Regions from separate parts of the Homo sapiens genome. Here region 1 is linked to region 2. Evidence: read pairs that join two places in POLR2A ChIA-PET (ENCODE). Cell type or tissue: Panc1. All regions are shown on one strand. Links, peaks and the distances in the headings refer to the core of each region. The heading gives the core; the rest is flanking DNA.

Evidence for each region. Peaks named below come from ENCODE experiments on the same cell type or tissue, not always from the same donor. Only the 100,000 strongest peaks of a DNase experiment are listed, where the experiment ranks them.
Region 1: POLR2A ChIA-PET joins it to region 2 with 5 read pairs; 7 of 35 experiments call an interaction of 5 or more read pairs at or near these places.

What each region holds. Positions count from the first base shown.
Region 1 is chr4:39,750,960-39,758,341 of GRCh38, reverse strand. UBE2K (ubiquitin conjugating enzyme E2 K) reads right to left here. Exons shown (of 7, transcript NM_005339.5): 4 at 2,603-2,685. Among named protein-coding and RNA genes, the nearest start is that of UBE2K, 57 kb to the right of the region's middle. In Panc1, for the core only: no CTCF peak of the experiment used is centred there; no DNase peak of the experiment used is centred there.
Region 2 is chr4:39,813,671-39,821,052 of GRCh38, reverse strand. No RefSeq gene overlaps it. Among named protein-coding and RNA genes, the nearest start is that of UBE2K, 120 kb to the right of the region's middle. RefSeq lists an enhancer at 317-854. In Panc1, for the core only: no CTCF peak of the experiment used is centred there; no DNase peak of the experiment used is centred there; H3K4me3 peaks cover 281 bases; H3K27ac peaks cover 3,187 bases.

The DNA of each region.
Region 1 (7,382 bases), core at 1,076-6,075, 63 kb after region 2:
TAAAAGCCAGAAGCAGGGAGGCAGACTAATGCAATCATGCAGGCTAGAGGTAATCCGTTTGGAAAAGTGTGGTAGTAAAGCTGCTGTTAAGATGTTGGGAGGTTTTGCCAATAGATCTGCAGACAGGGCATGGGGTACCAGAGAAAGAAATGCCAAGGATCATGATGTGATTTTGGCCTGAGAAAATGCAAGGACGTATTTGCCAATAACTTAGTTGGGGAAGACTATAGAAGCAGGTTTCAGGTTAGGAGACTATCAGTTCAGTTTATGTTTGATATGTTCGTTATATAGTCAAGTAAAGATGATAAGCAGGCAGCAGGATAGGAGTCTCAAGTTCAGGGAAGATAATTTGTGAGTTTGCAGTATGTAAAGGTGAAGTTATGATGAAATCAGATGAGCTTACCAAGGAAGTGAGTGCAGCTAGAAAGGAGCAGAAATCCAAGACTTATCCCTGAGGCATTCTAATACACAAAGATGCAAGGAACTGGTTAAGGAATCTGGGAGTGAGCATAGGAAAGGGAGAATAGAAAATCTAATGTCCTAGAAGCCAAGTGAAAACAGTACAATGTCTCTAATACTGCAAATATGTATTCATATCACTGAATCTTAGAGCTTTTAGAGGCCTTGGCGATAACCTAATGGATTAAAAACACTGACACTTAAGAAGTTCAATAAATTGGTAAAAGTCACAAATCAAAAGAGTAACAGAGAAGATAAAAAGTAAGTCTATTCCACACTGCTTTATGTTAGAAAGTCTTGATCTATATGGAATATAGAATATATTGAAATACAGATCAAGAAACCAGATCCCAAGAGATGATCTACTGAGGGACAGGATTTACTCAGATATACTACTGGAATAGAAAAAAAAAACAAAACAAAACCTGTAACTCTAGTCTGTTCATCCAGTTACTAAGTAAACCACTGGCCATACACTAAATACTGTCATTCCTATTTGATTTTCTTTCAGGTACCTTTTTTTCTCCCCTTTCTTAACAAATCAATCACATAGCTTAGGCCGGGTGTGGTGGCTCATGCCTGTAATCCCAACACTTTGGGAGGCTGAGGCAGGTGGATCACCTGAGCTCAGGAGTTTGAGACCAGCCTGGCCAACATGGTGAAACCTCATCTCTACTAAAAATACAAAAATTAGCTGGGCATGATGGCGCACGCCTGTAGTCCCAGCTACTCGGGAGGCTAAGGCAGGAGAATCGCTTGAACCCGGTAGGCAGAGGTTGCAGTGAGCCAAGATCGTGCCACTGCACTCCAGCCTGGGTGACAAGAGTGAAACTCTGTCTCAAAAAAAAAACAAAAAACAAAAAACAAAAAACAAAAAAAAAACACCCAAAAAAACATAGCTTAAAAATTCTAGTACCAAAAATAATATATAATCTTTAGAAGATTAGGCAGCCAGGCTGGGCCCATTAAACACAGTTTTGGCTCCAAGTCTTCTTACCAACTGCTGTTCTATTTTGTTCTGTTATACCTTCTCTTGTAAAAGAGTAAAATCAGAAGGAAAGGTCATAATAGACACTCACTTAATTGATTTTTTCTAGTTTTATGGTTTTCTCCCACTCCAATTACTTTTCATACCTTTGGTCTTAGTTTTTCCATCTATAAAATCATGTGCTAAATAATTAACTATCATCTTTATCATTGTCAGACTACACAAAGCTTCCAGCCTGGGCAACAGGAACCCTGTCTCTAAAAAAAATACAAACATTAGCCAGGTGTGGTGGTATGCGCCTGTATTCCCAGCTACTTGGGAGGCTGAGGTGGTAGGACTACTTGGGCTTTAGAGGTCAAGGCTGCAGTGAGCTGTGATTGCGCCACTGCACTCCAGCCTGGGCAACAGGGCAAGACCCTGTCTCAAAACAAACAAACAAAAACAAAAGCAAAGCTCTATTCTAAGGGAATTACATAAAGTAACTTATTTAATCCTCTGAGCTCTATGAAGTGGGTATCAACCCATTTTGCAGATGAGGACACTAAGGCACACAGACTTTAGGTAATTTGCTCATAACCATGCAGCTTGGTAAACTGGAGAGCCAAGATGTGAACCTGGTGGCTCCAGAGTAGGAACTCTTAAAACATTTAATGCTGTGCAGAGCAAATCAGACAAAAAAAGTGAAAGCACAATACCGCTATCCAAATGAAGACATCACCTACAAAGGTGCTCCTTGTTAGAATTCATAAACCAAAATCTTAACTGTGCTCAATTAACACAACCTGCAACAATTTTGTAACTTACATTCCATCTAAGGGGGATATGACTACTTCAATACTTACTTTCTACTTTTTTAGTCTTTCACAAATATCTTCTTAAGATAGCAAAGAATCAAATTTACCAAAATAACAAATGAAATCCAAGGCTTTTCAAAGTGTAAAGCTAGCATCTAACATTATCTAACAAGTTTCTATTTAAATATGGATTGTGATCTCAATTATAATGCATTTTCAGTTATGCACTTAAGAGACTTTTAAAGTTACTGCCCAAACAAGATAAAGTATAATATATGTTTTGAGGCAATTACACATTTAACACTCTTACAGTCTTGGTATTCATATGAGAAGGAGAGAAGGTGAATTCAAAATCTCTTACCATTGATCTTTCAGGATATCCAAACAAATAGCCCCTGTGACGGAACTAATATTAGGATGCCATATTTTAGTGATAAACCGGACCTAGAATATAAAGCACACTTGAGTTTTTCAGTAACAGAAATAAAACAGTTTAAGTAGAACTACAAGAAAATGAAATCTTCAAACTAAAAAAAGAAAGGTCCCTATATCTATTACATCATTTTGCCTAGGTGAAAGAAGGGGTGTAGAAGACAAAGGATCCAGTAAGCTGAATGTTGTCACTAACATATGTTGTTTTCAAACTCTTTAATAAATGTTCCGCCTTTAAACAAACCCAACAATTACTAGGAGCTTACAATTTACCTAGAATAATGGTAGATGCTATGAGAATACAACAGAGAATAAAATCCATTTTGGTAAATAAAATAGTACATAAAATAAAAACATAAATAGTAAATGGCACTTTTCTTCATGTGAGGCAGGGTGCAGAATAGGTTTGAGGAAAAAAGTAAGTAAAACCAGTGAATGGAAGCACAAATAGTAAGTGGCTGTGCTTCTCTTAATTTTTCTGTAGAATTTTTTCTCAAATTCTTATTATTGAAATGCCTATTATGATGTAGCAAACACTGAGGAGATACTAAGGCTTAGAGTTTAAGAAATCTAATTAAATAGCTAAACAGAGCACAATGTAAACTCCCACAATCTGATTCCAGATTCTGAGTCCAATCATCTCATTATTTGTCTCATTATGGAAGAATAACAAACCAACAAGTGAAAATGCTAAAACTCTAGGGGAACACCATGAAATTAAAGAGTTCATCAGCTCTTACTCATGAACTTTTGGAGGATCTTGTATTCCTATCTCTGACACATATGACAATGACCAGCTGAGCCCATATTCTTTGACACTTAGTAGATTAATTACTATGTGCCAATTAATGTTCTAAGAACTTCACAAAAATTAGCACTCACACACTGTAATCTCAACATTTTGGGAGGCTGAGGCGGGAGGATCACTTTAGCCCAAGAGTTTGAGACCAGCCTGGGCAACATAGTGAGACCATGTCTCTACAAATAAAAAAATTAGCTGGGCATGGTGGCACACACCTGTACTCCCAGCTACTAGGGAGCTGAGGCATGAGGATTACTTGAATCTGAAAGGTTGAGCTGCAGCAAGCCGTGATCGTGCCACTGTACTACAGCCTGGGCAACAGAACACGACCAACTGGAAAAAAACGGACTCTTTAATATATGCTCCTAAGCTATTTATGGAAAGAAGCTAAGAGTTTCCACTTCTCTCTTCTCTTTGTGACTTCTTGATTTGTTTACACTACCTATTTCTACTTCCTTACCTCCTGCTAACTCATATTCAATCTAAAAAGGCACTTTAATTCGCCAATGACTTTAAAATACCGAAAATAAGATACTTTCCATTCCTTCATTCTTGCTATGCTTGATTCTTTTCAGTCTTAATAATCTTACTACTTTCAAAGATACCTACTTCTCTCCATCCACCTTCTCATTAAAGGAGACAATCATTCATCATCTAGGTTACTACACAGTCTCCTGACTTTACTGCCTTCCCTTCTGTTCCCTCCAATTTATTTTCCGCACCAAAACTAAAGAGAGCCCTTTAAAACAAATCTGATTTGCATCACTATGCTGCTTTAAGGACCATTAATGACCTCTCATTCCCTTCATGTGGGCCCACTCTCTCTCTCTTTTTTTTTGAGAAGGAGTCTCGCGCTGTCGCTCAGGCTGGAGTCTGGAGTGCAGTGGCGCGATCTTGGAGCGCCAACATGGCAAGATGGGGTTTCGCCATGTTGGCCAGGCTGGTCTCAAACTCCTGACCTCAGGTGATCCACCCGCCTCGGCCTCCCTAAGTGCTGGGATTAGAGGCATGGAGCCATCATGCCCGGCCAAGCCCACACTCTTAACCTGGCCTTAGACTACTCCTGAAATCTCAATTTTTACCTCTATCCCACACTCCACTCTCCTGCTCAAAAAGTCATATTAAACTTTTCCCCTGTTCTGGGCCTTCATACATATTTGTTTTCTCAATAACATACCTCTGTGCCCTCTTCTCCCAACTAATTCCTACTCTTCAAGTTTCACTTTCCATATCACTTCTTCCTGATCTATTCCACACACCTGCAGTTTCCTTTGTCATAGTATATTAATTACACTTCTGTGATTTCTGCCTTGTTTGTCCGGTCTTCCCTAAAAGACACTGTATCCATCCTACTTAATAAAGCATCTCCAGATGTAAGCGACTCACATGGAATGAATGTGCACTTAATATTACGGCAAAAATGTTATTATAAGGCTAAATATCAAATACAATGCAAGCTAAGTAAGACAGTAATATAGGGCTTATGTACAACAAACATTTCTCCCTTTTTTCCCCCCCAGAGAAGGTCTCACTGCTGTGGCTCACTGCAACCTCAACTTCCCAGACTCAGGTGATCCATCTTAAAAGTAGCTGTGACTATAGGCACACACCACCACACCCAGCCAATTCTTTTATTTCTAATAGTGTTGGGGGTTTCACCATATTACCCAGGCTGGTCTTGAACTCCTGGGCTTAAGAGATCCACCCGACATAGGCTCCCAAAGTACTAGGATTATAGGCGTGAGCCACTGAGCCCACATCAAACATTGCTTTGTAAGAGATATAACCACACATTTCACATCTTAATACAGGTTGAGTATTTCTTTTTCTTTCTTTCTGTTTTTTGGAGACAGGGTCTCACTCCCGTTGCCCAGGCTGGAGTGGAGTGGTGCGATCATGGCTCACTGCAGTCCTAACCTTCTGGGCTCAGGCAATCCTCCCCTCTCGGCCTCCCAAACTGCTGGGATTACAGGCATGAGTGGGCCACAGTGCTTGGCCCATGCTGAGTATTTCTTATCTGAAAATCTGAAATCCAAAATGCTCCAACGAGCATTTTCTTTGAGTGACATGTAAACACTCAAAAAGTTTCAGATTTTGGAGCATTTCAAATCTCGGATTTTTGAATTTTGAATAATCAACCTCTATTTACTATTGAGTTCAATTCATAAACAAGCATATGCCATAATGTCAGAACTCAAGGAATTCACAGCATTTTATAACTTTAAAATGGTGGCTGGGCGCAGTGGCTCATGCCTGTAATCCCAGCACTTTGGGAGGGCGAGGCAGGTGGATCACAAGGTCAGGAGATTGAGACCATCCTGGCTAACACGGTGAAACCCCGTCTCTACTAAAAATACAAAAAATTAGCCGGGCGCGGTGGCGGGCGCCTGTAGTCCCAGCTACTCGGGAGGCTGAGGCAGGAGAATGGCGTGAACCTGGGAAGCGGAGCTTGCAGTGAGCCGAGATTGTGCCACTGCACTCCAGCCTGGGCGACAGAGCCAGACGCCGTCTCAAAAAAAAAAAAAAAAAAAGAAAAAAAAAGAAAAAAAAAAAAATTAGCCAGGCGTGATGGCGGGCGCCTGTAGTCCCAGCTACTGCAGTCCCAACTACTCGGATGGCTGAGGCAGGAGAATGGCGTAAAGGGAGATGGAGCTTGCAGTGAGCTGAGATCGTGCCACTGCACTCCAGCCTGGGGGACAGAGCGAGACTCCGTCTCAAAAACAAAACAAAACAAACACATACAAAAAACCCCATGTGGTTTAGTATTTTCAACAAGATTAGAAAATATAATTTTAAAACACTATTGAAGATGTCAGAAGGATTACGGTTCAGTCAAGTGAGCTGAAGATATGTGAAGTGTATTTTGCCTTTTGTTTTAATCTTATTTTTTTACTTTTATTGAGACAGAGTCTCACTTGGTTGCCTGGGCTGGAGTGCGGTGGTGCGATCTCGGTTCACTGCAACCTCTGTCTCCCGGGCCGAAGTGACTCTCCCGCCTCAGTCTCCCCAGTAGCTGGGACTACGTGTGTGCGCCACCACACCCGACTAATTTTTCTATTTTTTAGTAGTGACAGGGTTTCACCATGTTGGCCAGGCTGGTCTGGAATTCCCAGTGATCCGCCCGCCTCAGCCTCCCAAAATGCTAGGATTACAGGCATGAGCCACTGCGCGTGGCCTTTTTTATTTATTTTTGAGACAGGGTCTTACTCTGTCACCTTGGCTGAAGTGCAGTGGCGCAATCTCGGCTCACTGCATCCTCGAGCTCCTGAGCTCAATTCTTCTGCCTCAGCCTCCTGAGTAGTTGGGACTACAGGCGTGCGCCATCACTCCTGGCTAATTTTCATATTTTTTGTGGACACAAGAACAGGGTTTCACCATGTTGCTTAGGCTTTTCTCGAACTCTTGGGCTCAAGTGATCCACCCACCTCAGCCTCCCACAGTGCTAGGATTACAGGTGTGAGCAAAAAGCAGGATATGGCGTTCAGCACTGCTTTTTAAAGAAGGGTCTTCTATACAGAATTCTCTGTAGATACATAGGAAAAAAGCCAAGACCCAATTAAATTACTGAACTAATTCTTACTTTGTACTATAATCTATAGTTAGAAATAAATAATTTTGAATTTGGGCTGGGAATGGTGGCTCATGTCTATAATCCTAGCAGTTTGGGAAGCCAAGGCAGGTGGGCTGCTTAAGCTCAGGAGTTCGAGACCAGCCTGGGCAACATGGTGAGACCCCGTCCCTATTTGAAAAAAAAAAACAAGAAGAAAAGAAAAAAGAATTTTGAATTTGCAGATGATCCAATAAAGAATTTAATCTTCAGGGGCCAGGCGTGGTGGCTCATACCTGTAATCCCAATACTTCAGGAGGCTGAGGTGGGTGAAATCACTTGGACCCAGGAGTTCGAGAG
Region 2 (7,382 bases), core at 1,255-6,254:
CCTTCATTTATTTCACTATTGTATCATAGTTCAAAGTCTTAGCAGGGCAACATACAACCCATCTCTACCAAAAAATTAAAAAAATAAGACAGGCATGGTGGTGCGTGCCTGTTTTCCCAGCTTCTCGGGAGGCTGAGGTGGGACGATTGCTTGAGTCCAGGAGGCAGAGGCTGCAGTAAACTGAGATCACACCACTGCATTCCAGCCTGGGTGACCAAGACCTTGTGTCAAAGAAAAAAAAGCCTAACGGGAACATATACAGGTCTCATTTCTAAGGAACCTGGGCCAGGCTGCTGATCAGTACTTCAGTTTTGGGGTGTTTCTCAAATGTTTCTTTATCAATACTGATTGCTAACTTATCTCCCCTCATTCTCTGGTTACTCCTGTTGTTCTTGAGCAAGGACCGTGTCATTCTGAATAAAACCTGTTATTTTTAGTAAATAGCACTACATCCATTCTTCCTGAAGAAGCTTGAATAGTGACATGGTTTGGCTCTTTGTCCTCACCCAAATCTCATCTCAAATTGCCATCCCCCACATGTCGAGGGAGGGACCTAGTGGGAGGTGATTGAATCTGGGGCGGTTTCCCCCATGCTGTTCTCTTGATAGTGGTTCTCATGAGATCTGATGGTTTAAAAGGTGTGGCCCTTCCTTGCTCTGGCTCTCCCCTGCTGCCGTATAAGAAGTGCCTTGCTTCCCTTTCCCCTTCCACCATGATTAAGTTTCCTGAGGCTTCCCCAGCCATCCGGAACTGAGTCAATTAAACCTTTCCTTTCTAAATTACCCAGTCTCAGGCAGGCTTTTGTTTTCTTTTGTTTTGTTTTGTTTTTTTGTTTTTGAGACGGAGTTTTGCTCTTGTTGCCCAGGCTGGAGTGCAATGGTGCGATCTCAGCTCACTGCAACCTCCGCCTCCTGGGTTCAAGCGATTCTCCTGCCTCAGTCTCCTGAGTAGTAGTATTTTTAGTAGAGACGGGGTTTCACCATATTGGTCATGCTGGTCTCGAACTCCTGACCTCAGGTGATCCACCCGCCTCAGCCTCCCAAAGTGCTGGGATTACAGCCATGAGCCACTGCACCCAGCTTCAGGGAGTTCTTTATAGCAGCATGAGAATGGACTAATACAAAAAAAACCACTAGAAGTCAGTAAGACATGTAAGGAGCCACCGTAGTGCTGATTCTGGATCTGCAAAAGCCAACTAGAAAATAGGGAGTCGCCATTTTTCATCATTTCAGGCATTTGTAATCTGTAGAGACTAGGCACGATGCCAGGAGCCGACATTAAAAACACCAGGATTGGTGCCTTACAAGGACTAGCAACATAACACAGGCAGCTGCGACTGTTCCAGGTGATACATTTTGTGTGGACTTCAGAACCCTGATGGATGCCGTAGAAGCAGAAAATCCTCACCTTTTCTACTGAAGTGCAATTCTGAGAACTGTTATGAGCATGTAGGTGTCTAAAGAAGTGACTGGGCCAGGCGCAGTGGCTCACGCCTGTAATCCCAGCACTTTAGGAGGTCGAGGTGGGCGGATCACCTAAGGTCAGGAGTTCAACACCAGCCTGACCAACATGGAGAAACCATCTCTACCAAAAATACAAAATTAGCCAGATGTGCTGGCACATGCCTGTAATCCCAGCTACTTGGGAGGCTGAGAGGAGAATCGCTTGAACCCGGGAGGCAGAGGTTGTGGTGAGTCAAGATCGCGCTCACCGCACTCCAGCCTGGGCAACAAGAGTAAAACTCCGTTTCAAAAAAAAAAAAAAAAAGAAGAAGTGACTGGCCTGAGCAAACTGCCCTACCTCAGGGCACAAGGAGCTGGGCCTGAAGCTGGAGGTGGCTCTCCAGGCTGAGGGCTGGGGAAAGACAAGAAGGCCACCACTTCAGCGAATCCCAACACTCCTTAAACCTCCCTGGGCCTTAAACTTCCCTGCTCTGGGGAAGAGCTGGTCCCAGCCCTGAAACCTCTCTATCCACTGTAGTCCTGAGGGACAGGGGACACGCCCCACTCAAAGCACAAATTCTGTGTGTCAGTAATTCCTGTGGCTCCTTTGGACAAATTTTGTGCCACCTTAGGAGCTTAGTGGACTTCTCCAAAGCAAGGCAGCCCGCGAAGCACCCATTTTTCAGAGCCTTTTTGAAGAGCTCCACCCTGGTGGCCCCCCAACCCCTACCCCAAGAAAACCCTGGCAGTTTAGCCTTCTGGATGCATCTGGCATGTCCCCTCCAAGAGGAAGGTCAACCGCAGGGACTGAAAGGAAGCTGTCCCTTTGCAACCCACCTCAGGCCAAAAGCTGAAAAGCAAAATACTGGTTACCCCAAAACTGCCTTACTTTTAGATGTAGGCCGGACCCAGGGACTAAGGGCTCTGCATTTTTTGACCATTTGGCAGCTCGGCTGCCCATGGAAGCTTATAATTACGAGCACAGGATCTGTCTTTTTAGAAGCCATGGCTCATTAGGGATATTAAAAGTAGACTGGTTCTCATTTTCTTTTTGTTTTTTTTGAGACAGAGTCTGGCTCTGTCGCCCAGGCTGGAGTGCAGTGGTGCAATCTCGGCTCACTGCAAGCTCCACCTCCCGGGTTTGCGCCATTCTCCTGCCTCAGGCTCCCGACTAGCTGGGACTACAGGCGCCCGCCACCACGCCCGGATAATTTTTGTATTTTTAGTAGAGATGGGGTTTCACCGTGTTAGCCAGGATGGTCTCGATCTCCTGACCTTGTGATCCACTCGCCTCATCCTCCCAAAGTGCTGGGATTACAGGCATGAGCCACCGCGCCCGGCCTCATTTTCTTCTCTCTACACATACACAGCTTGGAGGTTGTCTTAATGACAAGGCATCCACACAGCATGGTAGTCGAACATTTCTCAGTCCCCACAGCTATTCAAAGGAAAACATTAACAAAGATGTTATCAACTCCGGCGAGCCACCAACTAAATTTTCCTTAGTTTCCTTGCCTGTAAAATGGGGACTTTAAGTAGGCTGGTCACAGTGGCTCATGCATGTAATCCCAGCACTTTGGTAGTCCAAGGCAGGAGGACTGCTTGAGTCTAGGAGTTCGAGACCAGCCTGGGCAACATGGCGAGACTCCATCTCTTTAAAAAAAATAATAATAATAAAATAAAGTATATATATATATATATATATATATATATATATATATATATATATAGCTGGGCATGGTGACAGGCGTGCACTTGTAGTTCCAGTTATTTGGGAGACTGAGGTGGGAGGATCACCTGAGCCCAGGAGCTACAGGCTACAGTGAGGCATGATCACACCACTGGGTGACAGGGAGATTGTCTAAAATATATATATATATATCTCAAATATTACATCATCTCCAGTCTCAGGGTAATTCCACCTTTTCATGGAAATGGTAGAGACGTGTTTGTTGTCACAAGGCCTTTTTTTTTTTTTTTTCCAAGACGGAGTCTTGCTCTGTTGCCCAAGTTGGAGTGCAGTAGCACCATCTCGGCTCACTGCAAGCTCCGCCTCCCAGGTTCAAGCAATTCTCCTGCCTCAGCCCGCCGAGTAACTGGGATTACAGTTGTGCGCCACCACGCCTGGCTAATTTTTGTATTTTTAGTAGAAAGGGGGTTTCAACATGTTGGCCAGGCTGATCTCGAACTCCTGACCTCGTGATCCGCCTGCTTCAGCCTCCTAAAGTGCTGGGATTGCAGGCGTGAGCCACCGTGCCCAGCCTCTGAAGACCTTATTCTTCACTGATGCATGATTTCTATCTTACTGACAATTATTGTGTTTTAAGGGTCACAGTTACCTAGATTTTACAGTTCATATAGAAGGATGAAAGGAATTACAGATATTCCAGAACAGGTAGAAACAAGAGGAAGCCATTGTGCACACACATGGCCTGCACTGCCATTTGGCTTTGGGGAGAGCAGGATTCTGACAGCAGAGGAAGAGCAGATCAGGATTTCTGCCTGAGTTCATTTCCATTTTAATGTCCCTGCTTATGATTAATATCATACAACAATGATAATTCAGCAGAAGCCCAGAAAGGGCTGGCATTGAAACTCGATTCTCTGCGCCTTAGGAATCCTCAAATATAAGAGAAACATTTGCTGTGTAAATTCCGGCAGGAATCCTGTAAGGCAAGGGTTGAATACCTTACGGTGTCAGTCAAGTGGCAGCAACCAGGCAGGGGTGGAAATGTGCCTTTAAAATGATGCAAGACCGGGTATGGTGGCTCATGCCTGTAATCCCAGCACTTTGGGAGGCCAAGGCAGTCAGATCGCCTGAGGTCAGGAGTTCAAGACCAGCCTGGCCAACATGGTGAAACCCCGTCTCTACTAAAAATACAAAAATTAACCAGGCATGGTGGTGCATGCCTATAATCCCAGCTACTCGGGAGGCTGAGGCATGAGAATCGCCTGGACCTGGGAGACAGAGGTTGCAGTGAGCCGAGGTTGTACCACTGCACTCCAGCCTGGGTGACAGTGTGAGACTGTGTCTCATAAATAAACAAATAAAATGATGCAGAGTCCAACTCAGGAGACTAAAGCTGGGGCTCCTGGACAAAGGAGTTCTTAGGAAGCCCTCCCACCTACCCTGTTACTCAGGAGGGGACTTATATACAAGTTACATACCATAAAATCCACTTGCTTTAAATGTACAATTCAATGATATGCATGACATATACCGAGTTATATGAGTAGCTGGGACTACAGGCGCCCGCCACCATGCCTGGCTAGTTTTTGTATTTTTCCTAGAGACAGGGTTTTGCCATGTTGGCCAGGCTGGTCTCGAACTCCAGGCCTCAAGTGATCACCCACCTTGGCCCCCCAGATTGCTGGGATTACAGGTGTAAGCTACTGCGCCCAGCCACCTTTAAAGATCTGTTTGTTTGTTCGTTTGTTTGTTTGTTTGTTTGTGAGACAGTCTCGCTCTGTCGCCCAGGCTGAAGTGCAGTGGCATGATCTTGGCTCACTGCAATCTCCGCCTCCCGGGTTCATGCCATTCTGCTGCCTCAGCCTCCCAAGTGGCTGGGACTACAGGCGCATGCCGCCACGCCCGGCTAATTTTTTGTATTTTTAGTAGAGACAGGATTTCACCGTGTTAGCCAGGATGGTCTCCATCTCTTGACCTTGTGATCTGCCCACCTCAGCCTTCCAAAGTGCTGGGATTACAGGCGTGATCCACCGCGCCCGGCCTAAAGATCTTGAAAGTTTCCTCCACGCACTCATGGCCACACTCAAGACTGCCCTTATGATAAGGCAAAGACACAAAAGACTGTGTAACCAGAAGCCCATATGTTCATGATGGATGGCTTCTTGCTCTCTGCATGGGAAGTCTCCCTGGCGGCTGAGTTCGAGTGAGCTCTGGGAAGCGCAGGGACAGCCGGCCAGGGCGTCCTCATGATCCGCCTCCGCTCGCCTGCTCGCAGCGGCTACCACTGCTGAAGCAGAAGGGGTGTCCCCAGCCAGGACATCCTCAGGCAGCAGGTGGGCGCGCTCGCAGACTCCGCTGTTCCTGCTTGGTGCAGCATCTGCTCTCCAGGCTCTGGGCCTGCATCAGGCTTTCTTGAGCCAGGGTATAAAGTCTCCAGTTTCGGGCTGGGCGCGGTGGCTCACGCCTGTAATCCCAGCACTTTGGGAGGCCGAGGCGGGCAGATCACGAGGTCAGGAGATCGAGACCATCCTGGCTAACACGGTGAAAGCTCGTCTCAACTGAAAATAGCAAAAATGAGCAGGGCGTGGTGGCGGCGCCTGTAGTCCCAGCTACTCAGAAGGCTGAGGCAGGAGAATGGCATGAACCTGGGAGGCGGAGCTTGCAGTGAGCTGGGATCGCGCCACTGCACTCCAGCCTGGGCGACAGAGCGAGACTCCGTCTCAAAAAAATAAAATAAAATAAAATAAAATAAAGAAAAAATAAATAAATAAATAAAGTCTCCAGTTTCTAGTTACATTGCCACACAGTTCAGCCTCCAAGAGGCCACATCGACAGGAAAACTTTCTCGTCTTTTCTTGCCCAGCCAGTACCTGAGCCCCCGTTTTGTATTTGGGGAACCCTCCCCACAACTGCTACCTTATGAGGCAGCGTCCATTTTTCTCTGTGGAAACAAAATGCAACACACACTTGCCAGCCTTGCATGTGCAGTAGGACTCAGACACGACCCGAGCTCCACCAACCAGACACACCACAATCACAACCACAAGCACACTCACAACCACCCACACACCCACAATCACAACCACACTCACACCCACAACCACACACCCACAACCACTTATGCTCACAACCACCCACACACCCACAATCACAACCACACACCCACAATCACAACCACACACCCACAACCACACCTATGCTCACAACCACCCCACACACCCACAATCACAAGCACACAACTACCCCCACACACCCACACTCACAACCACCCCACACCCACAATCACAACCACACACCCACAATCACAACCAACCACACCTACACTCACAACCACCCACACCCATAATCACAACCACACACCCACAACCACCCACACACAATCACAACCACACTCACACCCACACTCACCCACACCAATCACAACCACACACCCACAATCACAACCACACCCACACCGACACCCACACAATCACAACCACACCCACACTCACACACAATCACCACACCCACACCCACCCATACCACAATCACAACCACACTCACACCCATACTCACACAATCACCACACCCACACCCAGACACCCACACCACAATCACAACCACATTCACACCCACACCCACATACAATCACAACCACACCCACACCGACACCCACACCACAATCACCACACCCACACCCACCCATACCACAATCACAACCACACACCCACACCCACACAATCACAACCACTCACACCCACACCCACACAATCACAACCACACTCACACCCAATCACAACCACACTCACACCCATACCCACACACAATCACAACCACACTCACACCCACACCCACACACAATCACAACCACACACACCCACACCCACACAATCACAACCACTCACACCCACACCCACACACAATCACAACCACACACCCACGCACAATCACACACCCACACACAATCACAACCACACACCCGCACCCACACAATCACAACCACACTCACACCCACACCCACACAATCACAACCACTCACACCCACACACAATCACAACCACACACACCCACACCCACACACAATCACAACCACACTCACACCCACACCCACACAATCACAACCACACTCACACCCACACACAATCACAACCACACACACCCACACCCACACACAATCACAGCCACTCACACCCATACCCACACAATCACAACCACACTCACACCCACACCCACACACAATCACAACCACACACACCCACACCCACACACAA